2 separate regions of the Homo sapiens genome follow, and region 1 is linked to region 2. A link is a loop called in an ENCODE intact Hi-C map of the cell type or tissue named here. Cell type or tissue: OCI-LY7. All regions are shown on one strand. Each heading gives the region's core, and the rest is flanking DNA. Links, peaks and the distances in the headings are about the cores only.

Region 1 (15,756 bases), core at 5,123-13,122, 65 kb after region 2:
GTTCCCTTTGACAGAGAGAAGTCTTTTCAACTATGGTAGACAGCCCTTGAATTCTATCATGGGGTTCAGTGGGTAGCTTCTTTAAATCATGGCTTACTTTCATTAACTTAGTCAATAAATATTTAATGAAGGACAATAATATCTACCTCATCGTATTACTGTGAAGAGTAAACTAGTTCATATACAACTTTGAATAGTGCATGACAGGTAATAAATTCCAATAAATATTAGCTATGGAGTACCTACTACATGCCAGGTACATGCTAGGTGCTGGAGTGCCACAGGAGCAAGACCAGTTCCTGGAGGAACTCACGGATGGATGGATCTGTGAGATGGATGTGCCTACAAGAGTGTGCTGTGAGAAGAAATACAACACAGGAAGAATCCAAAGCCATGGGCATGCAAGTGAGGGAGGTACTGATTCTTCGGGGAAGGAGAAAACAATGGAGGGTGAGGGGGACATCTGTCACTTCCCAGTACCCAGCATCACAGCCCTGCCTTCTTCACATAGAATCCATCTTTCTTATGGGGGATCTATTCCATGGAGTCAGGTAGGACTGATCCCAGAGGAGGGCAGGTGGTCCAAGGTTGGCCATGAGGGTATTCTGTCTTCCTGCTGACAGTCACGGGCTCAGGGATGTGCATGGGGCACATGCTGGGGCAATCCAAAAGCTCCTGGGGACTTTCACCAAACCTATTAGAGAAGCGTTCACTCTCTCTTTGTCTGGGATCATGAGACTTAAGGATAACACACATCTGGAGCTCCCAGTGTGACTAACTTTAGCTTTAGGTGGAGGAAAACTAAATCTAAGTCAGAGGAGAAACTGGAGAGAGAGAGAGAGAGAGAGAGAGAGAGGCCATGACACTCTGAACCTCTGGGTCCTCTTGTGCCTGAAGCTACAACCACTCCCAGTTACATGAATCAATAAAGTACCCCTTTGCCCACTGTATTAGATTTTTGGCATTTGCAACCATCAGCCTTGGCTAATACAGAAAGTTTTTTTAAAGAAGATAGGACATGTGAGCTAGAGTTTGAAGAACATGCTCACCAGTCAAAAAAGTTCTATATTAATCTTTGGGATTCAGGAACAAATCATAGTTCCCAGGATTTTTTGGGATGTCTCAAAACTTATAAATTGTTCTGTATTTTTATAATACTATTATGCTGGGTGCAGTGGCTCATGCCTGTAATCCCAGCACTTTGGGAGGCTGAGGTGGGGGAGTTCAAGACCAGCCTGGGCAACATAGTGAGACTTTGTCTCTACTAAAAGTCAAAAAATTAGCCAAGTGTAGTGATGTGAACCCGTAGTCCCAGCTACTCAGGAGGCTGAGGTGGGAGGATCACTTGAGCCCAGGAGATCCAGGCTGCAGTGAGCTATGATTTCATCACTATGATTTCTTCAGCCTGGGCGACAGTGCAAGATCCTGTCTCAAAACAAAACAAAACAAAAAAAACCCCACCGATTTACATGTTTTTAAATGATAACAGAGTGACCATAATAAGAAATAATGAGGTTGGGCTTGGTGGCTCACGCCTATAATCCCAGCACTTTGGGAGGCCAAGGTGGGCAGATCACCTGAGGTTAGGAATTTGAGACCAGCCTAGCCAACATGGTGAAACCCTGTCTCTTGTAAAAATACAAAAAAATTAGCCGGGTGGGGTGGCTGCGCACGTCTGTAATCCCAGCTACTTGGGAGACAGGCGGGAAGAATCGCTTGAACCTGGGAGGTGGAAGCTGCAGTGAGCAGAGATCGCGCAACTGCACTCCAGCCTGGGAAATGAGAGTAAAACTCCGTCTCAAAAAAAAAAAAAAAAAAAGAAACAGTGAATCATGTTCCTGTGTCAGGGTTATCATAAATGTTTCAAAAGTTTTCTGTTTCTATTTAAAATAATAATCATAATTGTTGTTATGAGAAAATGTATGGTACTTATAGATTATTTCAATAACATAAAAATAATCTCTACGTGATAAAGACATTTGATAACAGAAAACTAAAAGAGAAGATTAACACCAAATAAACAACAAATAAAAGTCATTAAAAGTTGAAAGACACTTTCACAAACACTAAAGCATTATTCTCAAAAGGAGACGTTTAAACACAGCATTAATTGCCCTACACGATAATCTTGATCTTTGTTTCATGGGGAATACTGTAGTGGGAGAAAAATGCCTTTCATTTTGTGTTGACACAGGTTGAATTAAGAGTACATGTCTGAAAGCATCTTCCAGCTGGGCATTAGGGTACAAGTTGCTTCCTCTAAGTTGGTTTTTTATTTAATGATGAAACTGTTTGTCTCCTTGCCCTGATTTTGGTTTTGTCCTGGAATCGATATAGGTTTTACTAGTTCCGACTTTAGACTGTTCCTGATTTCATGTCTGAGTGTCCCATGCCCACCTTATCTTCTCTTTAGGTTTCCTCCTTGCTGGGGTTGAGCTGGACACCCCGGGGGTTTAGCAAGACCCGTCCACTCCACGTCATGGGAAGGCCAGCATCCTTCAGCCCCAGCAGGCTCCTGGGGTCTCCAGGCAGCTGTCAGCTGCACAGCGCTTCTCATTGCTGGGCCTTCTGAGTCTTACCCTGTCCAGCCCTCCCCCAGAAGACCCCCACCTACAGTCCTGGGCTCCTCTTCTGGGCAGCTTCTCCTCTCCAGTTCCCTGCCCCCGCAAATTCCAGTGACTTCAGCAGCCTCCATCTTCTCTGAGCTCTTCCTTCCCAGCTCAGCGAGACCACATCTCTTCATCTCCTTACTGGGGTCCAGAGAGTGCCCCCAGGGGTGGTTGTGGGGTCACCTGTGGGTTTCCCGGCTCTCAAGGATCAGCCCTGTGTCCCTTGGGGTCTAATTCCTGGAAACAGTTGTATTGTCTATTTTGCCCACTTTTACAGTTCTTTAAAGCAGGTGAGTACCCATTGAATATCAGTCGCTGCCACATGGCCAGATATGAAAACTCATCTCTTATTTTTCATTAAAAAAATGTTGTGGGCCAGGCGCAGTGGCTCACACCTGTAATCCCAGCACTTTGGGAGGCCGAGGTGGGTGGATCACCAGAGGTCAGGAGTTAGAGACCAGCCTGGCCAACATGGTGAAACCCAGTCTCTACTAAAAAAAATACAAAAATTAGCCGGGTGTGATGGCGAGCACCTGTAATCCCAGTTACTTGGGAGGCTGAGGCCAGAGAATCGCTTGAACCTGAGAGGGAGGGTTTGCAATGAGCTAAGATGGCGCCACTGCACTCCAGCCTGGGTGACAGAGGGAGACTCTGTCTCAAAAAAAAAGAAAGAAAGAAAATGTTGTGATGATGAGGATATTGTTCAAGTTTATAACATGTATATTTTATTTTGAAGTCACAATTTCACTGTTTTCTCTCTTTAATGCCATAATTCTACATTTAAATGGATTCAGTATTCTAAGTCTTTCTACAGTGCTCTCTCCATTCTTGAGTTTTTCATGTGATTCATTCTCCTTACAGGTTAGATTTTAAAACAAGCAGGCTTTTTTCTCCCAAGAAGCACTCACGGGTGTTACATTCCTTGTCGTGTTTTCATGTTTGGGATTGTGCCTTGGCCTTTATACTGAAATGGCATCTTGTCTGGGTCTCATTTTCTCAGTCACATTTTTTTTTTTTTTTACAGACAATGTGCTATTGTCTTCCTTAATTATTCCCTAGTGATAAAAATATTTTTAAAAACGTTTAGGGTGGATGTAGTGGCTCATGCCTGTAATCCCAGCTGTTTGGGAGGTTGAGATGAGCAGATCTCTTGAGTCCAAGAGTTTGAGACCAGCCTAGGAAACATGGTGGGACCCCATCTCTGTATTAAAAAAAAAAAAAAGTTGGGTGTGATGGTGCACACCTCTGGTCCCAGCTACTAAGGAGGCTGAGGCAGGAGGATTCCTTGAACCTGGGAGGTGGAGGCTGTAGTGAGCGATGATTGAGCCAGTGCACTCCAGCCTGGGCAACAGAGTGAGACCCTGAATCAAAAGAAAAAAGTTTAGAATTTTGTTTCCTTTTTTCTTATGAAATACTGATACCTACAAAAAACATGTAGAACCAATATATTATACATTATCGAAATAAAATAAACGCAAGTTCGTTGCCCCCTTTAGAACTAGAACGTTGCCACTGCAGCTCCCTATGCTCCTGCCCAAGCCCTCTCCCACCCCAACCCTCAGAGAGAATCATTATCCTGGCTTCTTTGTAGAATTACCATTAATTTTTTCTTTTATCTTTTTTTCTTGAGACAGAGTCTCTCTCTGTCGCCCAGGCTGGAGTGCAGTGGCACAATCTCGGCTCACTGCAACCTCCACTTCCCAGGTTCAAGTGATTCTCCTGCCTCAGCCTCCAGAGTAGCTGGGATTACAGGCGCCCCCCAACCATGCCAGTCTAATTTTTTTGTATTTTTAGTACAGATGGGGTTTTGCCATGTTGGCCAGGCTGGTATTGAACTCCTGACCTCAGGTGATCCACCTACCTTGGCTTCCCAGATTGCTGGGATTACAGGTGTGAGTCACCATGCCCAGCCAATTTTTCGTAAATAATATGTGATTTAATTGTTAGATGTTTAATTATTTTTTATTGTTTTTAAACACGATAAATGCAGTATGTTCCTAAGATTCAGTCACCTTGATGTCTATAGCTGTAGTTCATTTATTTTCAGTGTAGTTGAGAATTTTAATTTTATGAATATACTGCAATGCATTTATCCATTCTCCTGTCAATTACAGCTCTTTCCAGTTTTTTCCTATCATGAGCAATGCTGTCATGAACATACCTCTGCTTGTCTCCTAGTATATGGAGCAATAAGTTTTGTAGGATATATATACACAGGTTAAATTGCTGGAGCTGTAGGATATGTGCATGGTCAGCTTTACAAGCTAATGCCAAGTATTTTTCTACAGTTGTTAAACAAATGTAACTCCCATCGCTGGGGCATGAGTTTACCTGGCTGCGCTTTGTCTTCACTGTATCCTGGTCTTGAATGTTGCTGTGAAGAAGGCTGAATCCTCCCTGGGTTTTGCACCCCTGGCAAGATTCACTTTTTCTATTAAGATACTTGAAAAATTTTTTATCACTAAAGTTCGCTAATTTAATTAGAGTACATTTTTTCTTGTTTTGTTTTTTGTTTCTTGTTTGGGACAGGGTCTCACTCTGTTGCCCAGGCTGGAGTGCAGTGGCATGATCATTGCTCACCTCAACCTCAATTTTCTGGGCTCAAGCAATCCTCCCACATCAGCCTCCGGAGTAGCTGGGTCCACAAGTTTGCACCACCACGCCTGGCTAGTTTTTGTATTTTTTGTAGAGATGGGATTTCACCACATTGCCCAGGCTGGTCTCAAATTCCTGGGCTCAAGCAATCTGCCCACCTTGGCCTTCCAAAGCACCAGAATTACAGGCTTGAGCCATCGTGCCCAGCCTAGAGTACACTTTAGTATTTAACATTCTGTATTACATTTTTCTTGGAATACAGTCTATTCCGTTTATTTGTATATTCAGTCCTTCATTTCATGGAAATTCCCTTGATTATACATTTGAATACATCTTTTGTTCCATGTGTTGGACTCTCTACTTAAGGGACACCAATTATCCTTATATTCAGTCACATTTTCCTCTCTTTCATACCCATTTCTTTATCATTTATATTCACTGTGATTGTCTTAAGCCTTTCCTCTACATCATAATTCAATTTTTAACAGTATTTTGTTTCTTATTTCTAGTTTATATTTTAACTCTATAATAATTCTGCCCTCTATTTGTTTCCCTATATCTGAAATCTCTCTTTTCATCTCATTTCAATTTTACTATCTCTTCTTTGAGTTCCTGTTTCACCTAATTCACTTTCTAATTAAGCAGTAGAGCGTGCAGAATTGGGAGGAATTGCCTTCATTGCTTGAGTCAGGTTTCCTCTCATTTGGGTTTCTGGTCATTTTCTTCATCCGTTGCCTTTTCCACCCTGCAGGATAGTTTTACAGTTGCTATGCTTTTTCTTTTCATTTGCTCGTGTTTGGGGAATTTCAGCCATTCATTTTATTTGTTCTGATAGCGTGTGGGTGACTTCTTGACGATCTTCCTCTTCTATTTGTTTTCTTCTCTTGATTTCATTGGGAGAGTTGAGGGAACCAGGTGGGGAGGGCAGGGAAGGCTCAGAGGGCAGAGTGTCAGGAGCTAGCATGTCTGGGCTCCGCTCTGCCCACTGCGAGATTTAGGAGATGTGTCGGGATCTACTCCTCCAGGCCAGGTAGTACACACCAGTCCCATGGAGGGTAGAACCTTAGGCTTTGCATCAGTGCTGAAATTCAGTTTGTAGCCCTGGAGTCTTCACTATGGTCAGAATCAGCCCAGTTGTTCACTTCCTCCAGTTTACCTATTTCTCCCCAACAGGTATTTCTGCTGCTTTATTTACTGTCAGAGAAGGAAATGGATAAATAAACCTTTGTGCTTGGCTTCTCTCGGCTTTGTGGGTATTCATGAGAATTGTCAGGACTCTGTTGGGTCTCCACTGCAGATTCAGGGGGCGTGGGAACCAGGTGAGGAGCCAAGTCCTGTCAGGCTTCTCCACTCTACCCCAGAATATTGCTTATTTTCATGGTTAACAATTTTCAAAGTTCATTGCTTCTTTGCTTATTTGATTGCTGTTGGTGAATTTCTCTTGTTTATTTTTACCTCTTTTTTTTTTTTTTAAGATGGAGTCTTGCTCTGTAGCCCACGCTGGAGTACAGTGGTGTGATCTTGGCTCACTGCAACCTCTGCCTCCCGGGTTCAAGCAATTCTCTTGCCTCAGCCTCCTGGGTAGCTGGGATTACAGGCTCATGCCACCATGCCCAGCTAATTTTTGTATTTTCAGTAGAGACAGGATTTCACCATGTTGGCCAGGCTGGCCACAAACTCCTGACCTCCAGTGATTCACCAGCCTTAGCCTCCCAAACTGTTGGGATTACAGGCATGAGCCACTGCACCCGGCCTTGTTTATTTTTACTTCTTTGGGCTATTTTTGAGGTATTGGCAGACCAAAACTCTGTATTGGTCCATTTTCACACTGCTATAAAGAACTACCTGAGACTGGGTAATTTATAAAGAAAAGAGGTTGAATTGACTCACAGTTCCACAGGCTGTACAGGAGGGATGGTTGGGGAAGTTTCAGGAAACATATAATCACGGCAGAAGGTGAAGGAGAAGCAAGTATGTCTTCACATGGCTGCAGGAGAGAGAGGGAGAGCAAAGTGGGAGGTGCTACACGCTTTCAAACAACCAGATCTCATGAGAACTCTATCATGAGACAGGACATGGGGGATGGTGATAAACCGTTAGAAACCACCCTCATGATCCGATCACCTCCACCACCAGGCCCCACCTCTGACACCGGAAATTATAATTCAACACAAGATTTGGGTGGGGACACAGAGCCAAACCATATCAAACTCTGTGAGAAAATTTCAAACTGCCATCTTAGGTAGGAAGTTCTTTATTTATTGTATGTTATCTGGCTACCTCACTAGAATGTAAATTTCATGAGGGCAGGGGTCTTGTTGGTTTGTTTTGTTCCTGTGTCTCTGGATGCTAAAACAGTACTTGGCATATTGCAGGTGCTCAATAAGTATGTGAAGGACAGATGAGTGGATGGATGAAGAAGCAAAGAAATTGATGAGGAGGCTTTCACCGTAGTTCAAGCAGGGATAGTGTGGGTCTAAGCAGTGGGGCAGCAGTGGAGAGGAAGTGGTGACTTTGAGGCACATTGGAAGTTGGAGTAGAATGGAGAGAGCTTGCTAACTCAGGTGGAGTGAGGAACAGTGAATAAGAAGGAAAGCCAGACTCTTAAGATAAACTGAAGATTCTGGGGTTTGTAGCTTGATGAACAGGTGTTGTGGTTAGGTCCTTCACTGAGAATCGAAACACCAAAGGGGCCAATCATACTGGGTTTAATTTGGACTTGCTGGCTTTGGTAACATTGGGCTGTCTTAAACACAAGGCTGATGTTCAGGAGAGAAGAGAGCTGGGCAGTTTGGGGAGGCATCAGCAAAGGTAGAGGCTGAAGCAGTGGAATTAGAAGAGTAGAGAAGACAAGAGAATGGGGCAGAGAAGTGAGGTACTGATCCATATTTAAAGTAGAAGAGGGGTCACAGGCAAAGAAATCTGGTTGCATGAGGCTCCAGGTCCCAGAAAATGTTTTTAGAAATAAATCAAAAAAAGATCTGCAGATGCATGTCGCATTTGTGCGCAATGTAACTTCTGTTTCACCTTATTCCCCATCCTGCCCTTACCCTCATTACTCCCCCATCAAATGTTTCTTTGCGAAGTTGCAAAAATAAAATGCAGATTTATATAATCTCAGTAAGCATAAAGACAACTGTCTTTAGCAGCGGGAATGGTTTACTTTTCTTTGCAGTCACTGAAATGCATGGGATGAGTCATGTGAAGTTCTGAAAATTCAGCAGAACCTACATAGGCATTTGAATAGCTCAACCAGTAGAGCCAAGGGGGATGGGGGCAGACAAGCACCAGCAGGAAATGCTGAGTGTCAGACAGTAGCCCGAAGGAAGAGCCTGGGAAGGTTACCCTCTGTGATGACGCAGGGTCTGGAAACAATGACATCAACATAAATCATGAGATTTGAGATGGCGTCTGCTCTCTTCTTGGTTAGGAGGGGAGATTGCAGGCTGGGGAAACATTCCATGATCTCCCTTGGTACCCCTGTTCCCCACCTGCACCCCTCTATCCAACATCCTTGGACTTATTGGGGGCTGGGGTGATGATTTCGTTCTGAATCTCCCAGTTCATTCTCTAAGGGCACACTGACCACCACAATCCCTAGGCATTGTCATAGGAATTAATTAAGAGCTTGCTTCAGTGGGTCATGCCTGCAATTCAGTGTTGTGGGAGGCCAAGATGGGAGGATCGCCTGAGGCCAGGAGTTTGATTCTAGCCTGGGCAACAGAGTGAGACCTTGTCTCTACAATTTATTTATTTATTTTTGAGACGGAGTCTTGCTCTCTTGCCAGGCTGGAGTGCAGTGGAGGCTGAGGCAGGAGAATCACTTGAACCCAGGAGGCAGAGGTTGCAGTGAGCCGAGATCATGCCACTGCACTCCAGCCAGGTGACAGAGCGGGACTCCATCTCAAAAAAAAAAAAAAAATTAGCTGGGTGTGGTGATACATGCCTATAATCTGAGCCATTCAGGAGGCTGAGACAGGAAGAGCACTTGAGCTAGGAGTTCAAGGTTGCAGTGAGCCATGATTGCACCACTGTACTCCAGCCTAGATGACAGAGTGAGATCCTGTCTCAAAAAAAGAAAAAAAGAAAGAACATTGGAGAATTTAGGTTGAAGTGGACTTGCCTTGGATTCCAAGGGGCTTTAGTGACTGAATTGCCGCATGCAGGTCTGAGCCAGAAAGGACTGCCCCCCTCAGGCAGACAGGAATTTGTGTTTTACAAATTTTCATCTTTCTTCAGTCAACTAGCTGAGACTTCAGAATAAGGTTTATTGCCAATTGTCACAAAAATAAAATTATAATCGCTAATAGCATGAATGGATAATTACTGCTAAATTAATACTAATTTTTACTGTAGCTGATAATAATTTTTTAATTATGTGCTTAGAATGCGCTGGGCACTAAAATAAACAAGTTATACCCATTATCTCATTTCCTGTTCATAATGATCCCCTGAAACACATATTACCACTTCTATTACTGAGTAAACACGTATATTCATTGATTCATTCAGTCAGTGGCTGGGGATGCAATGTGAAAGCAATAGATTTTGTTGATGTCCCACCCATATCCCTTCCCACAGCGTGGACTCATCTCCAATGGCCATGACCATTGGCTGCTACTGTTCACAGCTGCCTCTCTTCTCCAGAGAATTGCCCTTGGCCAAATGGTAGCTGCTTCACATGGGAGGGTACTCTCCCTGCCCCACCTAGGGATATTCCGAAAAATAATGGAAAATGTCTGCAGCCCATAGCCAATGACTCACTGACACATAGAGGTACCGACTTGGCTCCCTTCTTGCCTCGAGGTGGGACAAACCCTGTGGTGTCGTCATGTTCTGGGACTCGGCTGAAGGGACTCGGCCCCATGGGACTCGGCTGAAGAAACCAGTCTCCAGCTAAGACGACAGCCTTTCCCTCACATCCTTCCCTTGTCCTATCTTCCCTCCCACACCCGTTTCTCTCCAGCATACCTTGTTCATAAATGAAGTGCTGCAGACCTTGTCTTACGTTCTGTTTCTTGTGAACTCCACCTACCACATTGGAATGAGTATAGACTTTAGTTCCAGGCAGACCTGAGTTCGAATATGTTGTGGCTGTGTGATCTTGAGTAAGTCAATTAACCTCTCTGAATTCTATTGTTCTGATCAATTTCTAAAAATGAAAATAATATAACTGAGTTTCATTCATTCCTTCCTTCTTTCAATAAACTTTAACATTAGCCTCTGTGCTAAGGATATAGAGACAAAAAAGGCGCAGTTTCTGCCTCCAGAGGTACAAGATTTTCTAAAGATTATAACTTCTCATTAGAGGGTGGTGAAAACAACTTTAGTGGATCCGACCAGCATTATGAAAAAAAAAATCTAAAGGAATGAAAAGAAAGTATCTGAGTGCCTCACACTTAATAAGAGTAAGTTCCATGAAGAATTGATTCGAATTTATGATCCTGTCTATGCATAGATAGAATCTATAGAGTATCTATGTCATATCTATCTCTATAGATACTTCATGGTAGACCTGAGGATATACTGAAAAATAATGTAAAATGGATCTCTTTCTGGCCATCAGATTAAAAAGGTTTGAAAGCTTCTTGTCTACAGAGTAAGAGCCAGTGAGAAAAGGGGAGATTTTATTCCAAAATTTGTTTTTAATAATGAGGAGCTTACACACATGCATTTTGTGTTTGTACACATCTAAGTAACCTCATAATAAAAAGTAATTTGTCAGTACTGGGAGGCACTTTCTCAAGAATACTTTTCCTTTAAAGGTGGAACAGTGAATTGCTTAACCTTGTGTTCTAGTTGTAAATCCACTCTCTTAATCATTTTTAAATGCTGTGGTATTCATTTCAGAATATTACTCAGCAAAATGAATCAGTGTAGAAGACGGTGTGTATAGTTCAATTTTTTGCTAAGTGTGTAGATTTATGCAGAGAAAAGAAGACTGGAAGTCTCTATGACAATATTAAGTGTTACCTCTGTGTAGCAGGATTATTGGTTTTCTTCTTGCCTTGCTTTGTTTTTAAGCTTTAAGCAATATATTAAAGTTTTCTGCAACATATTAAAGCAGAATATATTAAATATATTCAAAGAGAATTAAAAGGTAATGTGTGCTCTCTAGATGCTAAAGCTGTTACATATTACATCATTTAATCATCACAACAATCCTACCCCATAAGTACTACCATTCTCTCCATGTTTACAGATGAGGAACTGAGACTTTAAGAGATTAAGTAGGCTAGGCACGGTGGCTCACGCCTGTAATTCCAGCACTTTGGGAGGCCGAGGCGGGTGGATCACCTGAAATCGGGAGTTCGAGGCCAGCCTGACCAACAGGGAGAAACCCCGTCTCTACTAAAAATACAAAACTAGCTAGCTGGGCATGGTGGCGCATGCCTGTAATCCCAGCTACTAGGGAAGCTGAGGCAGGAGAATTGCTTGAACCCGGGAGGTGGAGGTTGCAGTGAGCCGAGATCACACCGTTGCACTCCAGCCTGAGCAACAAGAGTGAAACTTCATCTCAAAAAAAAAAAAGATTGAGTAAATTGCCCAATGTCATAGAGCTATGAAGTAGAACAACTATGAATCAAATGTTGTGGAGACGTGCACTGACCACACTATTACAAATTATAAGCTTTTTCCTAACCTGCCCTTAATCTCCCTGTACAGGGAATTACCATTGCTTTTCTTTTTCTACATCAACATCTCTTATCACTTTCTAACATACTATATAATTTACGTATTTATTATACTTATTCTTTTTTTGTATCCCTGAAATCACTGAGCTTCAAATTATGTTTATTATTTACTACACTCTTCCCCATCTAGAATGTAAACTTCAAGTGGACAGATTTTGAGCTGGGCACAGTGGTATACACCTATAATCTCAGCTACTCGAGAGGCTGATGGGTGAGGATCCCTTGAGCCCGGGAGTTTGAGACCAGCCTGGGCAATATAGTGTCTTTTTAAAAAAACACAGAATTTAAATCTATTTTGTTCACGGATATATTCCTAGATGCTGAGATACAGGCCTGGCACATGCCTGACATTCATTTAAATAAATATTTGTTGAATGAATGCTTCATACCAAAGTTAATGATCTGAACTACTACAATGACCTGCATCCTAGTGTATAATAAATATGAACGCTTTTCAAAGGTGGCCCCAGGATAACCGATGAGCATGGATCAGGGCTGTGGTGACAGATGCCTGTGGGTCCATGAAGATGACGTGGGTTGTGAGAAAGAGCAGGTTCTGGACTCTTCCATCTCTTCCTCCAGCTCCCAGCCCACCCACACTGGTTCTTCTACCTGGCTCCTTTTGCTGCAGGGAGCTGCCCAAGGTGTCCCTGACTATACCCCTGATGATGATAGCAATGAGCAGACGGGGGCTCTGCGGGAGTGGTGCAGCCATAGCAGGATGCTGGGCATTGGGGTTCAAAGAGTTCAAAGGCGTGAAGAGCTGTCCCAGAGAGGTGACCCTGAGAGACATCATTTATTGAGAGTTTACTCCAAGCCAAGCATAGGGCTACATGGGCTTCATATGTGTTGTTTCCGATCCTTACAACAACACATCAAAGTGGGTATTATTGTCTCCGTTGTGCGGATGAGCAATCTAAGGATGAGAGAAGTTAAGTGCTTTGCCCAAAGTTACACAGAAGCCAAAACTACAGCTGAGCCAGGATTTGAAACCAGGCATCCCTGACTTCAAAGTCCTTATGCTTTTATACCATCCAACATTGAGAATATTGCTGTCTCGTAACATCTTAACTTGCCACAATTTAACACATATTAGGAGCTCAATAAATATGTCTTTTAAGAATGAACAGATGGATGGATGGATGGGTGGGTAGACGAGTGGTTTATGTAGCTGTCCCTTGAACTATAGCACTCTTTGTTGACTTTTCATCCATTTCGAGGAATATTTGGCTCTGTATATGTGAAAGAATACAATTTTTCTTTTTCTTCTTTCTTTCTTTTTTTTTTTTTTTTTTTTTGAGATGGAATTTCGCTCTTATTGCCCAGGCTGGAGTGCAATGGTGCAATCTCAGCTCACTGCAATCTCTGCCCCCTGGGTTCAAGCGATTCTCCTGCCTCAGCCTCCGAGGTAGCTGGGATTATAGGCGCCCACCACCACGCCCGGCTAATTTTTTGTATTTTTAGTAGAGATGGGGTTTCACCATGTTGGCCAGGTTGGTCTCGAACTCCAGACCTCAGGTGATCCACCCTCCTCGGCCTCCCAAAGTGCTGATATTACAGGCATGAGCCACCACGCCTGGCCAGAGTACAATTTTTCTAAACAAAGGAACACTTCATCAAACTAAATATTATCAATAACAATTATTTAAGCAACAACATAAGTACTTCATGAAATCAAGCTATTCTTTCAAGTAATCTTTAATTGCTCATTATAGGCATTTAGAAAACATGAATTGATTGTATTTATTGTTTATAATCAAAGGAGAAAAGGGGGACTATTTTCTCTGCTAGCAGTGAAGGAGTCACAGATAGTTATGGTAAAAGGACTTTCATAATCACCTTTCTAATGCCCTCATTTTATAGGTGAGTTGTTTGATCCCAGTGAGAAATGCATATGTTTAGGTGGTTGTTTAATGATTACTGTTTTGTGTTTTTTTTTTTTTTTGAGCCGGAGTCTTGCTCTGTCACCCAGGCTGGAGTGCAGTAGCGCAACCTCTGCTCACTGCAAACTTCACCTCCCGGGTTCAAGCAATTCTGCCTCAGCCTCTGGAGTAGCTGGGACTTACAGGCATGTGACACCACACCCAGCTAATTTTTGTATTTTTGGTAGAGACAGGGTTTCACCATGTTGGCCAGGTTGGTCTTGAGCTCCTGACCTCAAGTGATCCACCTGCCTTGGCCTCCCAAAGTGCTGATATTATAGGTGTGAGCCACCGCAACCCGGCCTATTCCATTTTTTTTTTTGATGCAGGGTTTTGCTATGTTGGCTAGGCTGGTCTCAAACTTCTGAGCTCAAGCAATCCTCCTACCTCAGCCTCCTGAGTAGCTGGGACTATAGGTGCATGCCACCATGCCTGGCTTATTTCATCTTTTACTATAGGCAAAACTTTATTTCTCTATAAATGGTTCTTATTTAACTTACATAAACTTTCCATACCTCAGTTTCATTGCATTTAAAGTGAGAACAGTAATATTACCTACCTCATGGCTTAGCTGTGATAATTAAATGATCAATACATGTAAATGACATATGTAAAGTGTTCAGAACAGTACCCGGCACCTCATAAGCACTTATCTATCGTTATAATTATTATTAATTAATAGCAAGAAATTGGGGGATTGTGTAAATCAACTTACGGCTTAATAATGAAATTGACCTCACTCTTCTTTCTAATCTATGTTTATTTTACTATGTAATGATAACTTTTAAACAGCATTCTGGTTAGAATTACAGTTTTCTTGTTTTGCCCAAACATACACACAATGTGTATGTACAGGCATATCTTGGAGATATCATGGGTTTGTTTCCAGACCACTGCAATAAAATGAGTCACATGAGTATTTTGGCTTCCCAGTGCATATAAAAATTATGTTTACATGGCTGAGTGCAGTGGCTCATGCCTGTAATCCCAGCACTTTGGGAGGCGAGGCAGGCAGATCACCTGGTCAGGAGTTCAAAACCAGCTTGGCCAACATGGTGAAACCCTGTCTGTACTAAAAATACAAAAATTAGCCAGGCGTGGTGGTGCACGCCTGTAATCCCAGCTACTCAGAAGGCTGAGACAGGAGAATCACTTGAACCCAGGAGCCGGAGGTTGCAGTGAGCTGAGATCTCGCCACTGCACTCCAGCCTGGGTGACAGTGAGACTCTGTCTCCAAAAAAAAAAAAAAAGTTATGTTTACACTGTCCTGTAGTCTATAGTTTATTAAGTGTGAAATAGCATTATGTCTAAAACATGTACATACCTTAATTTAAAAATACTTTATTGCTAAAAAGCGCTAACAATCATCTGAGCCTTCAGCAAGTCATAATCTTTTAGCTGGTGGAGGGTTTGCTTCAATGTTGATAGTTGCTGACTGATCAGGATGATTGTTGCTGAAGGTTAGGGTGGCTGTGGCAATTTCTCGAAATAAGACAATAGTGAAGTTTGCTGCATTGATTGACTGTTCCTTTCACAAAAGATATATCTACAGCACGCAATGCTGTTTGATAGCGTTTTACCCACAGTACAAGTTTTTTTTCAAGAATGAAGTCAATCCTCTCAAACCCTGCTGCAACTTTATCAACTAAGTTTAGGTAATATTCTAAAGCCTTTATTGTCATTTCAACAATGTTCACAGCATCTTCACCAGGAATAGATTCCATCTCAAGAAACCACTTTCTTTGCTCATCCATAAGAAGCAACTCCTCATCCATTCAAGTTTTTCGATCTTGAGATAGCAGCAATCCAGGCCCATCTTCAGGCTCCGTTTCTAACTGCAATTCTCTTGTTATTTCTACTACATCTTCAGGCACTTCCTCCACTGAAGTCTTGAACCCCTCAGTTATCCATGAGGGTTGGAATCAACTTCTTCCA
Region 2 (15,756 bases), core at 5,098-13,097:
AATTAGAGAGTGCCCAAGGGGGTTCAGCATAATTATTTGCTTGGTTGGCAAGTTTTTGGGCTCTATCCTTGAAATACAGTCATGTGGTTCAGGACTTGTGTTGGGTGCTAAGTGAGAAGCCGGGTTGAAATCGGGCCCATGGGTAATAGTTACTGTTGGAGTTTCAACAAAGAGTGAATAGAGCTGGAGGAGTCGAGCGGCAGGTAATAAGTGTGAAAGATGTGAGGAGGATATTAATGCTTGAAGGTTGTGAGACCTGTAAAGGCTAAGTGGAGCATAGCCTGTGATTTTGAAGGCCTCTAGAAGTATTAAAGCAGTGGCTGCCACCACACACAGACATGAGGGCCAGCCCAGAACTGTGAGGTCAAGTTGTTTTGATAGAAAGGCAACAGGTCGTGGGCCTGGCTCCTGTGTGAGGATTCCAGCAGCACAGGCTTGTATTTCAGCTGTGTGTAAGGAAAAAGGATGGGACAAGTCGGGGAATGCTAGTGTGGGAGCTGTCTCCAGGGCCTTTTTGAGAGAGCGAAAGGAAGAATAGGGAAAAAACTTAGGGTCTATGGGATCAGTTCAGTTACTCTTTGTGAGCTTGTAAAGTGGTTTGGTTAGGATAGCAAAGCCTGGTATCCAGAGTTGGAAATACCAAAAAATGCCTAAGAAGGAAAGGAGTTGTTGTTTGGTGGTGGGGATTGGGGTCTGGGAGATTAACTGAACACAGTCTGCAGGAATGGCACATGTATGTTGATGGAGGATTATACCAAGATAGGTAACGCTAGGGGAAGAAATTTGTGCCTTGGAGGGGGATACTCAGTACCCCTTTGAGTAGAGATGTAGAAGAAGCAGGATAGTGTCCTGCTGGGAAAATTGGTAAGAGGGGCTGCAAAGAAGAGGATCATCAAACTATTGAATAAGGTGGGAGGCAGACGGGCGAAAAGAAAGCAGATCATGAGAAAGGGCCTGGCCAAAGTAGTGTGGGCTGTCCCTGAAGCCTTGGGGCAGAACAGTCCAGGTGAGTTGTTGGGATTGGTGGGTGTCAGGGTCAGTCTAAGTAAAGGCGGAAAGAGGCTGGGAGGAGGGATGCAAGAGGATAGTAAAGAAGGTGTCTTTGAGGTCGATAACAGAATACTGAGTTGTGAAAGGGGGTATTGAAGATAGGAGGGTTTGGCACTATAGGATGGATGGGAAGGACGATTTGATTAATAAAGTGAAGATCCTGAAACAACCTGTATGACTTGTCTGGTTTCTGGACTGGTAGGATAGGGGAGTTGTAAGGAGAATTTGTAGGCTTTAAGAGGCCATGTTGTAACAGGCGGGTGATTACAGGCTTCAACCCTTTTAAAGCATGCTGTGGGATGGGATATTGGCATTGAGCAGGGTAAGGGTGATTAAGTTTTAATGGGATGGTAAGGGGTGCATGATTGGTCACCAAGGAGGGAGTAGAGGTATCCCATACTTGTGGATTAAGGTAGGGAGACACAAGGGGAGGATGCGAAGGAGGCTTTGAACTGGGGAAAAGGGTGACAATGAGGTGTGGCTGTAGCCCAGGAATAGTCAGGGAAGCAGATAATTTCGTTAAAATGCCTCGACCTAATAAGGGAGCTGGGCAGGTAGGGATAACAAAAAGGAGTGCATAAAAGAATGTTGTCTAAGTTGGCACCAGAGTTGGGGAGTTTTAAGAGGTTTAGAAGCCTGGCCGTCAATACCCACAACAGTTATGGAGGCAAGGGAAACAGGCCCTTGAAAAGAAGGTAACGTGGAGTGGGTAGCCTCCGTATCGATTAAGAAGGGGACGGGCTTACGCTCCACTGTAAGAGTTACCTGAAGTGTCTGTGATGGTGCAGGAGGCTTCCAAGGCGATCGGGCAGCGTCAGTCTTCAGCCACTAAGCCAAGAAAATCTGGGAAGGAGTCAGTCAGAGAGCCTTGGGCCAGAGTTCCAGGGGCTCTGGGAGTGGCTGCCAGGTGAATTGGACAGTCCTATTTCCAGTGGGGCCTGCACAGATGGGACATGGCTTAGGAGGAATCCCCGGCTGCAGGCATTCTTTGGCCCAGCGGCCAGATTTCCAGCACTTGAAGCAAGATCCTGGGGCAGGAGGTCCTGGAGGAACGCCTGGCCATTGTGGTTTAGGCGTTTTGAAGTTCTTGTGTGCTGGAGATGTGGCTGGAGTTTCTCTCACAGCAGAGACAAGTAATTGCAACTCAGAAATATGTTGCTGCTTGGCTGCCTCTTCTCTATTATTGTACACCTTGAAGGCGAGGTTAATTAAGTCCTGTTATGGGGTTTGAGGGCCGGAATCTAATTTTTGCAGCTTTTTCTAATATCGGGAGCAGATTGGGTAATAAAATGCATATTGAGAATAAGACAGCCTTCTGGCCCCTCTGGGTCTAGGGCAGTAAAACATCTGAGGGTTGTTGCCAAATGGGCCATTAACTGTGCTGAGTTTTTATATTTGATGAAAAAGAGCCTAAACGCTAACTGATTTAGGAGAGGTCGGATAAAGAAAATGGAGCATTAACCTTGACTACGTCTTCAGCTCCAGCCATCTCTCTAAGAGGAAATTGTTGGGCAGGTGGGGGAGGGCTAGTCGTGGAACAAAACTGTAAGTCAGACTGGGTGTGAGGAGGGGAGGTGACAGAAGGATTATAGGGTGGGGGAGTGGAGGCTGAGGAAGAATTGGGACCTGGCTTGGCCTGGCGAGGAGCAGCCTCGGGAGGAGGGGAGAGGTCAGATGGGTCCATAGAAAAGGATTCAGAGGACTCAGAGCTTGGGGTGGAGACTGAAGGAACAGACAAGAGAGAGAAAGAAGAAAGATTTGGGATGAGTTGCATTGAGAGCAGAGACTAGGGAGGGACCGATGTGTAAAGAATCCCTGGACGTCAGGCACCTCAGACCACTTGCCCATTTTACGACAAAAATTATCTAGATCTCGTAGGATGGAGAAATTGAAAGTGTTGTTTTCCGGCCACTTGGAACTATTTTTGAGTTTGTATTGGGGCCAAGCGGTATTACAGAAGAAAATAGGACATTTAGGTTTTAGGTCAGGTGTTAGTCAAAGGGGTTTTAGGTTTTTAAGAAAACAGGCTAAGGGAGAAGAAGGGGGAATGGAGGGTGGAAGGTTGCCCATAGTGAAGGAGGTAAGTTTAAAGAGGAAGGTAGAGACATGGAGAAGTGGTGGGGGAGGTGGGGGATGAGCAGCCCTGGGCTGTAATGTGGGTGAGCAGCCAAAGCAGGCGTCCCCATAATTGACCTGCCACCAAGTGAGTGTGGGTGAATGATCAAGGCAGGCGTCCCCACGGAGATCAGACACCAATGGAATGTGGGTGAATGATCAAGGCAGGCGTCCCCATGGAGATCAGACACCAAGGGAAGACTGTCTTCCCAAATCCGTGACTGACGTTGGAGTTTTTGAGTTCACAGATAAAATGTGTCTCCTTTGTCTCTACTACAGAGGAAAAAGAACTGGAATTGGAAGGATAGGGAGATTGAAGGGTAGCAAGAGAGGCTGGAGAAGAGAGTGAAGAGACCACTTAGCTGATTTGAAATTGGCAAGATATTCCTTGGGCTGGTCTGAGGACCCAAGGTCATATGTGGATCTCCTCACGGAGTGAGGGTGAGGATAGGGGGCCGGTCTCCCAAAGGAGTCCCCCGTCCCAGGTTTCGGCACCAAATGTTACACTTGTCTGTGTGAAGAGACCACCAAGCAGGCTTTGTGTGAGCAACAAGGCTGTTTATTTTCACTTGGGTGCAAGTGGGCTGAGTCCAAAAAGAGAGTCAGCAAAGGGAGATAGGGGTGGGGCAGGTTTATAGGATTTGGGTAGGTAGTGGAAAATTGCAGTTAAAGGGGATTTTCTCTTGCAGGCAGGGGCAGGGGTCACAAGGTGCTTGGTGGGGAGCCCCTGAGACTCACTGTCCAGGAGAAGGAATGTCACAAGGTCAATTGATCAGTTAGAGTGGGACAGGAACAAATCATAATGGTGGAATGTCATCAGTTAAGGCAGGAACTGGCTATTTCACTTCTTTTGTGGTTCTTTAGTTGTTTCAGGCCATCTGGATGTATACGTGCAGGTCACAGGGGTTATGATGGCTTAGCTTGGGCTCAGAGACCTGACAGTCATAAACCCATAAATGTAAATATAATGTTTCCCTGAGTTCTGTGAGCTGCTCCAGCAAATTAGTGGAACCTGAAGATGGAGCCATGGGAACCTCAGTTTATAGCTTAATTTAGAGCTGTTCATTGAAGGACAGGTTAAAGAACTTGGGGCTTCCAATTGGCTTTGAAAGTCGGGGGGCAGTCATGGAGACTGATCCCTCACCCTGCAGGATCTGACACTCAGGTGGATAATGTCAGAATTGAATTGGAGAATACCCAGTTGGAGGACCAAGTGGAGGTCCACTGCAGAATTGATTGTTCGCTCGAGGTGTGGGGAAAATCCTCCCCACAGCTGGTGTCAGAAGTGTGTTATGAGGCTATAATGGGAGAAACTGAGTTTATTTCTATATTCTCAGAGTTGGTTGAACTAGGACCCCTTACCCCTGATGTAATTTTCCACCCACCCAGCCTCACCTTGCTCTTTGCCTGTAGAGTCCCAGTTGCTTATGCTGTATTCTGAATTGAGCCCACTTCTATACTGAGGACCTGTTTCCCCTACTGCAATGGTCCTGAATGAAGTCTCCTCTTACCATGTTAACTACCACCCGGCTCTGGCATTTCCTTGACAGCAGCACTGCCTGTGGAGGTTGCTCTGAGGGGGCTCCTCTGGTTTGGACATAGGGTTCCTGCCAGGCTGTCATTACGGCGGCCTCCCTAGTTCATGGCCCCGCTGCCCCTGAGCTAGGGGTTTGTGATTGGGACCACGCAAGGCACTGGACACTAGACGTGAACGTCGCTCACAGGTTTCCCTGCTGCTGGAAAGTGAAAAACAAACGATGTCAAGCCTGTGTCTCCATTTCCACATTCTTTTTTTCCAAATTTGTTGTCCTCTCCTGCCTGTACCTGATGGTTTCAAGGATGAGTGGTGGTGACACTGTTTTTAGGGGTGGAAAGAACACACATTTATCTCATTCGTAGCTTCTTTCACCACAATTTCCAAGCCTAAAAAAAAAAACAACAACACTTTAGGCCGGGCACAGGGCTCACACCTGTAATTCCAGAACTTTGGGGAGGCTGAGGCAGGCGAATCACCTGAGGTCAGGAGTTCAAGACTAGTCTGACCAATGGTGAAACTCCATCTCTACCAAGAAATACAAAAATTAGCCGAGCATGGTGGCACGTGACTGTAATCCCAGCTACTCGGGAGGCTTAGGCAGGAGGATTGCTTGAACCCGGGAGGCAGAGGCTGCAGTGAGCAGTGGAGTGGAGGTTGCACTCCGGCCTGGGAGACAGAGTGGGACCCTGTCTCAAAACAACAACAACAAAATAACCACATTCCTGCCTGGATGATTCAGAACAGGAACAGTGATTCACCTGGATCCTAGGGGAGGGCTGAGTTCCCTCCTTCTTTGAACCATCTTCCTTCTGTCCCAACTTTCTCCTCTAGGCCCCCAGTAATAATCCCTTCAGAACAAAGGTCCTAAAATGTTTATTTGCCTTTGCTTTCCTCTTTCTGCCTGTGCCATCCTCCCTGACTTTGTCTGATAAGCATTCTTTCTTGTGTACTTTTATTTAAAATTGTTTTTGAAATTCCAAATGATTTCATGTTAATATAAAATACTTAAAAATATATATCCCCAAATGACTATAACTCCTATTGATGACATTTCTAAATGCGCAGTACTCTCTGGTTATTAAATTACAGTCCCTTTCTAGCCTATCTGTCCCTCCGCCTTTTGTTTTTTACTTTATTTATTTTAAAATTTTAATTGTGATAAAATACACATAAAATTTACTATCATAACCATTTTAAGTGTACAGTTTTAATAGTATTAAGGAAATTTACATTATTGTGCAGCCATCACCACCATCCATCTCTAGAACTTTTTAAAGAAAATTATTAAACATTTTTTTTTTTTGAGACAGGGTTTTGCTCTTGTTGCCCAGACTAGAATGCGATGGTGCAATCTCAGCTCACCGCAACCTCCGCCTCCCGGGTTCAAGCAATTCTCCTGCCTCAGCCTCCCAAGTAGCTGGGATTACAGGCATGCGCCACCACTCCCTGCTAATTTTTTGTATTTTTAGTAGCGACAAGGTTTCTCCATGTTGGTCAGGCTGGTCTCGAACTCCTGATCTCAGGTAATCTGCCTGCCTCAGCCTCCCAAAGTGCTGAGATTACAGGTGTGAGCCACCACGCCCAGACAAATTATTAAACTTTTTAAAGAGCAGTTTAGTGTCACAACTTTTAAAGGAACAGTTTTAGGTTCACAGAAAAATTGAGAGCAGAGTACAGAGTTCCCATGTGCCCACTATCCCCACAGGTGCACAGATCCCCTGCTTGACATCTTCCACCAGAGTGCTGCACTCGTTATGATCAGTGAACCTACACTGACACATCATTATCACTCAAAGTTCTCCAGAACCTTTCATCTTGCATAACTGAAACTCCATCCCCATTGAACAATAACTCCCATTCTCTTCCCCCCAGCCCCTGGCAGCCATCATTCTGCTGTCTGTCTCTATGATTTTCATGACTAGGTATGTCATATAAGTGGGCTCACACAGTATTTATCTTTTTGTGTCTGACCTAAATTACTTAGTGTAATGTGTTCTCAAGGTTCATCTGTGTTGTAGGATTTGTCAGAATTTCCATCCTTTTTTTTTTTCTTTTTGAGACAGAGTCTTGCTCTGTTGCCCAGACTGGAGTACAGTGACACAATCTTGGCTCACCACAGCCTCCACCTCCCAGATTCAAGCGATTATCCTGCCTCATGTCACCATGCCCGGCTAATTTTTGTATTTTGAGTAGAGACGGGCTTTCACCATGTTAGGCAGGCTGGTCTTGAACTCCTGACCTCATGATCCATTCACCTTGGCCTCCCAAAGTGTTGGGATTACAGATGTGAGTCACCGTGCCAGCAGAATTTCCATCTTTTTTTTTTTTTTGAGACAGAGTTTTGCTCTTGTCGCCCAGGCTGGAGTGCAATGGCATGATCTCGGCTCACCGTAACCTCCGCCTCCCAGATTCAAGCGATTCTCCTGCCTCAGCCTCCTGAGTAGCTGGGATTACAGGCGCCGCCACCATGCCCAGCTAAATTTTTGTATTTTTAGTAGAGACAAGGTTTCACTATGTTGGCCAGGCTGGTCTCGAACTCCTGACCTCAGGGATCCACCCACCTCAGCCTCCCAAAGTGCTGGGATTACAGGCATGAGCCACCATGCCCGGCTCAATTTCCATCCTTTTAAAGGGCAAATCATATTCCTTTGTGGGTATACACCACATTTTGGTGATCTGTTGTTCTGTTGAGGGACATTTGTGTTGCCCCCACCTTTTGGCTATTCGGAATGATGCTGCTATGAACAAAGGTGTGCAGCTATCTCTTTGAGACTGTGCTTTCAATTTTTGTAGTTACACACTCAGAAGTGGAATTGGGGCCGGGCGCAGTGGCTCACGCCTGTAATCCCAGTGCTTTGGGAGGCCGAGGCAGGCGGATCACATGAGGTCAGGAGTTTGAGACCAGCCTTGCCAACATGGTGAAACCCCGTCTCTACTAAAATACAAAAATTAGCCGGGCGTGGTGGCAGGTGCCTGTAATCCCAGCTACTCAGGAGGCTGAAGCAGGGGAATCGTTTGAACCTGGTAGGCAGAGGTTGCAGTGAGCCAAGATTGTGCCACTGCACTCCAGCCTGGGCAACAAAGCGAGACTCCGTCTCAAAAAAAAAAAAAAAAGAAAAAGAAGTGGAATTGCCGAATTGAATGGTCATTCCATTTTTAATTTTTTGAGGAACTGACATACTGCTTTCCACAGCAGCTGTACCATTCTACGTTTCCATTAACAGAGGACAAGAGTTCCAATTTCTCCATCCTCACCAACACTTATTTTCTTTCTTTCTTTAGTTTTTTAATAGTCACCATCCGCATGGGTGTGAGGTGGTATACACTTTTGCTTTTTAGCTTTTATTAAAAGCCTGGTGTCTTTCGGCCACAATCCTTTTCTTCAAAGCCTAACTGGGCACTTCAGTGTTCAGCTGTATATTTCCTTTCTCGAAATATGTACAGTAGGAGTATGTTTTCTCTCTGACTTAGGGAAAACTGAGTTGATGTCTTCAGGTGGGGGAACAATTAGCCAGCAGAGACATCTGCCCCCTCAGAGAGTGCCTGGAATGATTCAGCCAAATTTTCTGACTTGCAAGGGGTCCTTTTCTGCTATTAAGGCTCCTGAGCACCCATCCCAAAGTTGTATGTTCCCCCAGAGAACAGCTTTCCCAGATGGAATCTTGGTGCAGCTGTCGGAGGTGCTTGGGTACCCTTCCAGGTTATATGTTATGTGCATGTGAATTTAGTGATAGGAACCTTGGTCTCACTGAGAAGTAATGAAAAGGGTCTAAAGTCTGTGATGCTAGGCCAGGGGCAGTGGCTCACGCCTGTAATCTCAGCACTTTGGAAGGCCAAGGAGGGTGGATCACCTGAGGTCAAGAGTTTGAGACCAGCCTGGCCAACATGGTGAAATCCTATCTCTAATAAAAATACAAAAATTAGCCGGGCATGGTGGTGCGTGCCTGTAATCCCAGCTACTGGGGAGGCTGAGGCAGGAGAATCACTTGAACCCAGTAGGCAGAGGTTGCAGTGAGCTGAGATCACGCCATTGCACTCCAGCCTGGGCGACAGAGCAAGACCCCATCTCAGAAAATAAATAAATAAGTAAATAAGTAAAGAAATAAAAGTCGGCCAGGCGCGGTGGCTGACGCCTGTAATCTCAGCACTTTGGGAGGCCGAGGCGGGTGGATCACGAGGTCAGGAATTCAAGAGCAGCCTGGCCAAGATGGTGAAACTCCGTCTCTACAAAAAATACAAAAATTAGCTGGGCATGGTGGCAGGCGCCTGTAATTCCAGCTACTCAGGAGGCTGAGGCAGAGAATTGCTTGAACCCGGGAGGCGGAGGTTGCAGTGAGCTGAGATCGTGCCACTGCACTCCAGACTGGGTGGCAGATCAAGACTCTGTCTCAAAAATAAATAAATAAATAAATATAAAAATCTGTGGTTATAGAAGGTAATCATTATTACAACATTATACATTACAGCAATGTATCCTACAATTACGTTGAAGTTCGTAAAACACAAGTGGCACAATTTTTCCTTTTGGAGCCTCAGTCAGGGGTCTTGAGGCGGTGTCCCCAGGGGCACACCCTTTGGTTTCCGCCTCGGAGTGCTCAGCCCCAGCCCAGTGCCTCTGACCGGAGACCAGGGCCGCGAAGCAGCTTGTCTCCCGCTAGAGGGCGCTGGGCTCCTTGGTTCAGATCGTCTTCGGGACTCCAGGGAGGCCTCTGGCTCTCTTCCGGTTTGACTGGGCCTCCCGGGCTCTATTTTTAGGCCTCTGTGTTGGCCTTGGGCGTTCAGACCTGGAGACCCCGCTGAATCAGGGAATAGCGTAGTCTCTCACAGGATATGAGTGGTGACCCCTCAGGAGTCAGGGTCCCTGTGAGGGTGGGGTCACCGTTCACAGAGCACCCAAGGACCACGCAGGGGAGGTGGAGGGGGGGAAGAAGGCCTTTTTCTCACGTTTCGAGATTCGTTCTCACATTCGTTCTCAGACTTTGTTCTCACATTCTTTTTCAAAAGGAAAATAAAATTTTAAAAGAAAAATGCTAGGGACCAAAGAAAAACGTATTCATCTACCTTGACTTCTCCTATGGTACTTCCTGAAAAGTTGAAAATTGTGTGGGAGGCGCAGGAAGCCATCCCTTCTGCTTCCTCACTTGCTGGTGCGACCTCCTCGCAGCGTTTGGGCTCTGCAAGCTTTCAGCGGCACCAGTTCTGAGAGCAGGCGCCCAGGCCCCACCCTCAGCGCTTCCCACTCCATAGAGCCGGGTGTGGCCCAAGAATCTGCCTTTTTTGGCAAACACCTCTTTGGAGTCTCAGGCGGGTAATCCTCAAACCACACTTTGAGGCACTTTCCACGGGGCTCATGTCCTCTGATGCTGTTTGCTTACTTCTTACAGTTCTCACAGAAATTTTACACTCCCAGTAGGAAGCCTCCATGCAGGAATTCCACACGTTTTAGTATTTTAGACTACCGGTTCCTTCTCCTCTGTGCGAGTCCCCAGGCAGGCCCTATCCTGAGTTCTGAAACGTGGTGGTGTCTTCAGCAACCCCTCAGTTCTAACCCCTGCTTCCTCAGTTCTAACCCCTGCTCCCCATTCCCGACCCTCAGCCTCCTACTTCTGATGCTCCGGGGCTGCCCTGAGCCTGGCAGCCTTCTAAATTTCTTTCATTTATTGCACTGAGCTCTTGGAAGAAATCTTCCCTCCTGCGATAGAAGCCCTTAAGTAAGAGTCTGGCTTTCCGTCTCTTTCCCTAGTATCAGGGTCTCACTCAACTCCAACTCCAGACTCACAAACGCACACATGCTGTGTAGCTGCAACAACTGTGACTGTTCCCCAGGCATACTCCGGCAGCTAGACAACAGCTAATGTTCAGGTTTGTGCAGTGCGTCCTGCTTTGATGGTGCTGGGTAAAAGCTGAGGTCACCGGGCCTGGCGGCTCATGCCTGTAAATCCCAGCATTTTGGGAGCCCGAGGCGGGAGGATCGCTTGAGCCCAGGAGTATGAGACCAGCCTGAGCAACATAGGGAGACCCCATCTCTACAAAATAAATAAATAATGTAGCTACGCATGGTGGTGCGGGCCTGCAGATCCAGCTATTCAGGAGGCTGAGCTGGGAGAATTGCTTGAGCCCAGGAGGTTGAGGCTGCAGTGAGATGTGATTGCACCACTGCACTCCAGCCTGGGCGACAGAGGGAAACCCTGTGTCAAAAAAAAAGCTGAGGTCAACGGATTTAGGAATCAGTCATTACCCCACCCATGTCTGAGACAGCTGGGAATAGAACATATTGAGCAAAAATCCACTTTGGAGGCCGGGCGCAGTGTCTCACGCCTGTAATCCCAGCACTTTGGGAGGGTGAGGCGGGTGGATCACGAGGTCAGGAGTTCAAGACCAGCCTGGCCAAGATGGTGAAACCCTGTCTCTACTAAAAATACAAAAATTAGCCAGGCACGGTGGCGGGCGCCTGTAATCCCAGCTACTTGGGAGACTGAGGCAGGAGAATCACTTGAACCCGGGAGGCGGAAGTTGCAGTGAGCCGAGACCGCACCATTGCACTCCAGCCTCGGCGACAGAGCGAGACTCCATCTCAAAACAACAACAACAACAACCACAACAAAATCCACTTTGGAGAATTTGATGCAGAGATGACAGGTAATTGGGAGAGGGGCTCCTGGCACCTCTGAGACTGACACAGATGGTATCTTTAAGACACACAGCTGGACAAACTACTGCCTCTTCAGCGTGTATGAGAATGCCGGCAGAAGCAGACATCTAATTTCCTCCACTTCCCAGCTTTGATCACCTTCTTGCTCAATTTGCATGCTAATTACTAAGTCTCTGGTTAGCAGCCCCTAGCTATCTGCCCTAGGTCTGCTGTCAAGCTCTCACATCAATTCTGTCACCAGTTTGACTCAACTATCAGGGTCAGCCTCTTGGAAGGGCTACTCCCGAGCCTACAGTCTGAGAGGCCACCCCACCCGCCCCCATTCAAGTATCAACTCCCCAGTGCCAATGGCAGCCATCAAAGAGAGCTGTCTGTCAGCACAGAGAGGTCTGGGGTTGTAGGAAGGGGGCTCACAAGTTGGCCTGGCCCTAAAGAAGGTAGGTACCAGGGCCCAGGTTTCAGACCTTGGTCTTGCATGCCGAGAAACTCTATTTTGTCCATGGCTCTGTGGTGCGGGGACTCAAGAAGCTCACAAGAGAATGATGCATAAAGCCATCACTTAAAATGAGAAATAAGATCAGATATTTGTGTCCGCATGACCAACCAAACAGGCAGGGGCAGGGCGCCGGGGGCTTTCCTTGGTGGTCATGGGTCAGAACAAGTATGGCAAGAGGTAGATTCCAGTGGAAATGGCACGGCTCTCTGCCTGCATTCAGTCAGCCAATACTCAGCTGGAATCTTCCCCATGGCTACACCAGTTATTAATGACTGGCATCTGTTCAAATTTGTCAGTGTCTTTGCCACATCAGACCAACTGTTGTAATATCAGTTACATATTATTGCCATCACCTTTAACAATAGGTGCACATACACCTGCTGGAAGAGTTGGTTTTTAGTAGGCTGACAGCATTGTCTCTCCCCTAGACTGACTACACAATTCCTTAGGTGAAGTCCTGATTAGATAAGTAAGCAACAAGAGGAAGGGGCCCCAGGTGGGGAAGAACAATGAACAATCATTCTGAGAAACACAAATCAGAATCACAAACAATGGCCTGTTCTGGGGGCACAATGTCCTCATTCAGCACATAGCCCCCTCCAGCACGGCCCTGTAAAATTTCCCTCCAGGCCCCCACCTCTTGGCAGACAGACGCTTCTCTGCTGTGCTGCCCATTGCAACGTTGCAAGGTATTTTCATACTTCCTCTTATAATCCGCCTTTCTTTACCTACAACTGTCTTGGTAAATTCCTTTACCACCTGCGACCATGGCCCCAGCTAGTCGTACCCGTGCCATATTACACTTTAAGAGGTTCTATTCATTGGTTAGCTACCAGCACCTAGCACATAGTAGATGCTCTATGGCACAAATCAGCGTTCATGATGTTGAGCTCAACCGACTGCTAATGCCTGGATGGACTCTGCCAGTTTGCCTCCATGCTTCCCTTTTCCGAGCCTCCATGGTTGACTACTCTCAAAACTGTGACATTCTTTCCTTGCATCTGCCAGACTCAGGTGACCTTGCTGGCTCAACAATGAATATTTTACTGAGCACTTATTATATGCCAGGCTTTGGGGATATGGCAGTGGATAAAATAGTCACAGTTCCTGCCTGCTAAAGTCTCACATCTGAGGATGGAGTTAGGCATTAAACACAGGAGATGAGGAATGTGGATGGAGAAGGATCCAGGCTGTGGGAGCACGTGGGAGACGGATGGGGTAGTCTCCTGGAGGAAGTGATGTTTCAGCTGAAGTATCAGTGAGTTGGGGGAAGGGAAAGGGGACAGGGGAGGTGAGAAGATGAGTAATTCGGGCACAGCAAACAGCCTTTACAAAGACTCACATATGGGAAAGAGTAAGTTGGGTTGGCACAGCAGGAACGGAAGAGGTGGGCCAGAGATGAGATGAGGATTGGGAGCATGGTGGCCAGGGGAACGCACCTTGTAGACCTCTAACTCTGGGCAGCAAAATTGACCAGGGGCTCCTGCCACTCACACCAAAGCCAGGCTTCCCCTAGGGACAGAAATCCTTTGTCGCTAGCTTTGGCTCAAGGATTCCATGGTGGTTTGCTGAACTTTCCTTAGACTTCAGGGTCGGCAGACTACGTCTACCCTCCACTCTCACCTTCCCCTTCCTGTGGGGCCAGACTCACATCACACTGGATGGGTCTCCCAGACTCCTGCAGCTCCCTTCCACATTTCTGTCACAATTTCCCCAGAAAAAACCCTTGCATGCAGGCGTGGTGGCACACACCTGTAGTCCCAGCTACTGAGGAGGCTAAGGCAGGAGAATCACTTGAACCCAGGAGGCAGAGGTTGCAGTGAGCCGAGATTGCGCCACTGTACTCTGTGTCTGCTTCTGGGAGGATCTGAACTAACACAGGAGGCTTTACCCTAATGGTACTGTAAAGCCATTGAAGAGCTTTAAATGAGGAAGTGACATGATTAGATTAAAGCTCAGTCTGGCTGCTGGGTAGAGAATTTGACAGAGGGGACCAAAAGTAGGGGCGGGAAGGCCCATTTGGAGGCTGTTACAGTGATCCAGGTGAGACGGCTTGGAGTAGGGTGTGGGAGAGGAGATTTTAAGCTGTGGTTGAATATGGGAGATACTTAGGAAGAAAAGATGGCACTTGGTGTTGGATTGAATGTGGAGTGTGAGGGAGGAATTGAGGATGATTCTAGGATCCTGGCTCATGGTACAAGAGGGAAAAAGCTAGAGTTTGGGAGTTGTATCCAGCTCTGCTTAGGGAAAAATGCAGAATCTGGCCTGTAGAAAGGTGAGTTCTGTTGTCAGTCAGGATGGCTCACTGTCTTCCCTGCTACCTGGGTGAAACACCCCTTGGCAACACCCACCGCCAAGTTCATGTTCATGTTCATGTTCACCGAACAGCATTCTGATTGTTCATTTGGCCACACAGGTGTTCAAACACCAGGCAGACCCTTCTGGAAAGGAATAGTGCCTGATAAAAAGGAATAAATGAATTCATTGGAATTCCAGTTTATCCGACAATGTCGCCGGTATCTAGTGGTTCCAAGCTAACATCTCCAAGTCTGAGATACTGGCAAGGATGAAGCCCAGACTCTGGTAAACTCACCAGAGGAACTCTGGTCTCAGGGCCTTTGTGTAGACAGCCAGCTGGCCTTCCTTAGAGACACACCAGGGCAGGCTGAATAATGACCCCGAATATGTCCACACCCTGAATCTCTGGAACCTGTGACCATGTTACCATATAGGGGACTGTGCAGGTGTGATTGAGTCAAAGACCTTGAGGTGAGGGGGCTCATCCTGAATTATCTGGGTGGGGCCAATGTAATCTCAAGGGTCCTTATAAGAGGGAGGCAGGAGGATCTGAGAGAGTAATAGGAGATGTGATGACTGAAACAAGAGGGGCCATGCAAGGAAGGGGCCAGGAGCCAAGGAATGCAGAAGGCCCCAAGGAGATGAAAAGACAAGGAAACATTCTCCTAGAACCTCCAGAAGGAATGCCAGCTTGCCCACACCTTGGATTTGGCCTAGCAAAACTGATTTTAAAATTCTGACCTCCAGAACTACAAGAGAATAAATTTGTGCTGTTTTAAGCTACTGAGTTTGTGATAAGTTGTTACATCAGCAGTAGGAAGCCAGTACACTCCAGCTGCACCATCTCACCTTTTTAAAAGACAAGTAGCAGATTAAATATATATATCCCTATTATATTGTATATTATATATAATATATATATGCCTATTTTTTGGCCACAGTAACTAAAATGAGGGAGCCATGTAGAATAAGCATGTGTCATATTTGCGTATGCTTAATATCTTTTGAATAAATTCCTTTCCTATTTTTAGGCACTTCCAGGCCATGCTGCGTTTCCCAGTATCTCTTGCAGCTAGGACACAAACACTTGACCTGGGCCTCCCCACCATCATATGCACCTTAGTGAGAAGGCCCCTGGAGGATTCCTCTCCCAGGGGCTCTGTGGAGCAGTCACTGAGATCTCAGGGGCAGCAGGGGCAGAGGTCCTGGCTGTGGTGTCCCATCTCAGTATCTAAAGTGTGCACCTGCACTCAGCAGTGGTGGGAGGATGATCTGGGTATTGTTCCAGGCTGTAGAGCCTTCAGGCCTGATTTGCTGGCCTTTCTGGAAATCCTGTGAGCCACACAGTATCCTTCTATGAATCTGTTTGCTACTTAATCTTGTACTGTGGATTCTTTCATTTGCCACTAAGAACTCTGACTGATACATACCTTATGGCAAGGTTGTCAGTGTTAGTGCTGGAAGGTGAAGCATTTTGCTTTTCCAGACAGCCAGAATCATTCAGCAAGATCAGGAAATGGAAGCCAAAGTGCACATTAGTTTGTAATTACAGCTGCAGAGCATCCCAGCAACCACAGAACAGCTGGTGCTCTTTAGTCCTAGAGTGGC

The links. Hi-C counts contacts between places; a loop is a spot of excess contacts. Peaks named below come from ENCODE experiments on the same cell type or tissue, not always from the same donor. Only the 100,000 strongest peaks of a DNase experiment are listed, where the experiment ranks them.
Region 1: it touches region 2 in a loop (2.6-fold over the local background); 10 of 110 quality-filtered maps call a loop at or near these places.

Annotation. Positions count from the first base shown.
Region 1 is chr1:226,756,816-226,772,571 of GRCh38, reverse strand. No RefSeq gene overlaps it. Among named protein-coding and RNA genes, the nearest start is that of ITPKB, 25 kb to the right of the region's middle. In OCI-LY7, for the core only: a CTCF peak has its summit at 9,418 (motif pointing left); DNase peaks (open chromatin) are centred at 7,301, 7,871 and 8,481; H3K4me3 peaks cover 3,085 bases; H3K27ac peaks cover 3,812 bases.
Region 2 is chr1:226,821,853-226,837,608 of GRCh38, reverse strand. It overlaps LOC124904530 (a long non-coding RNA gene), which reads right to left and starts at 9,909. Exons shown (of 2, transcript XR_007066909.1): 1 at 9,764-9,909; 2 at 3,703-5,088. RefSeq lists enhancers at 9,227-9,521, 12,361-12,500. In OCI-LY7, for the core only: CTCF peaks have their summits at 9,156 and 9,356 (motif pointing right); DNase peaks (open chromatin) are centred at 9,358 and 12,588; H3K4me3 peaks cover 589 bases; H3K27ac peaks cover 718 bases.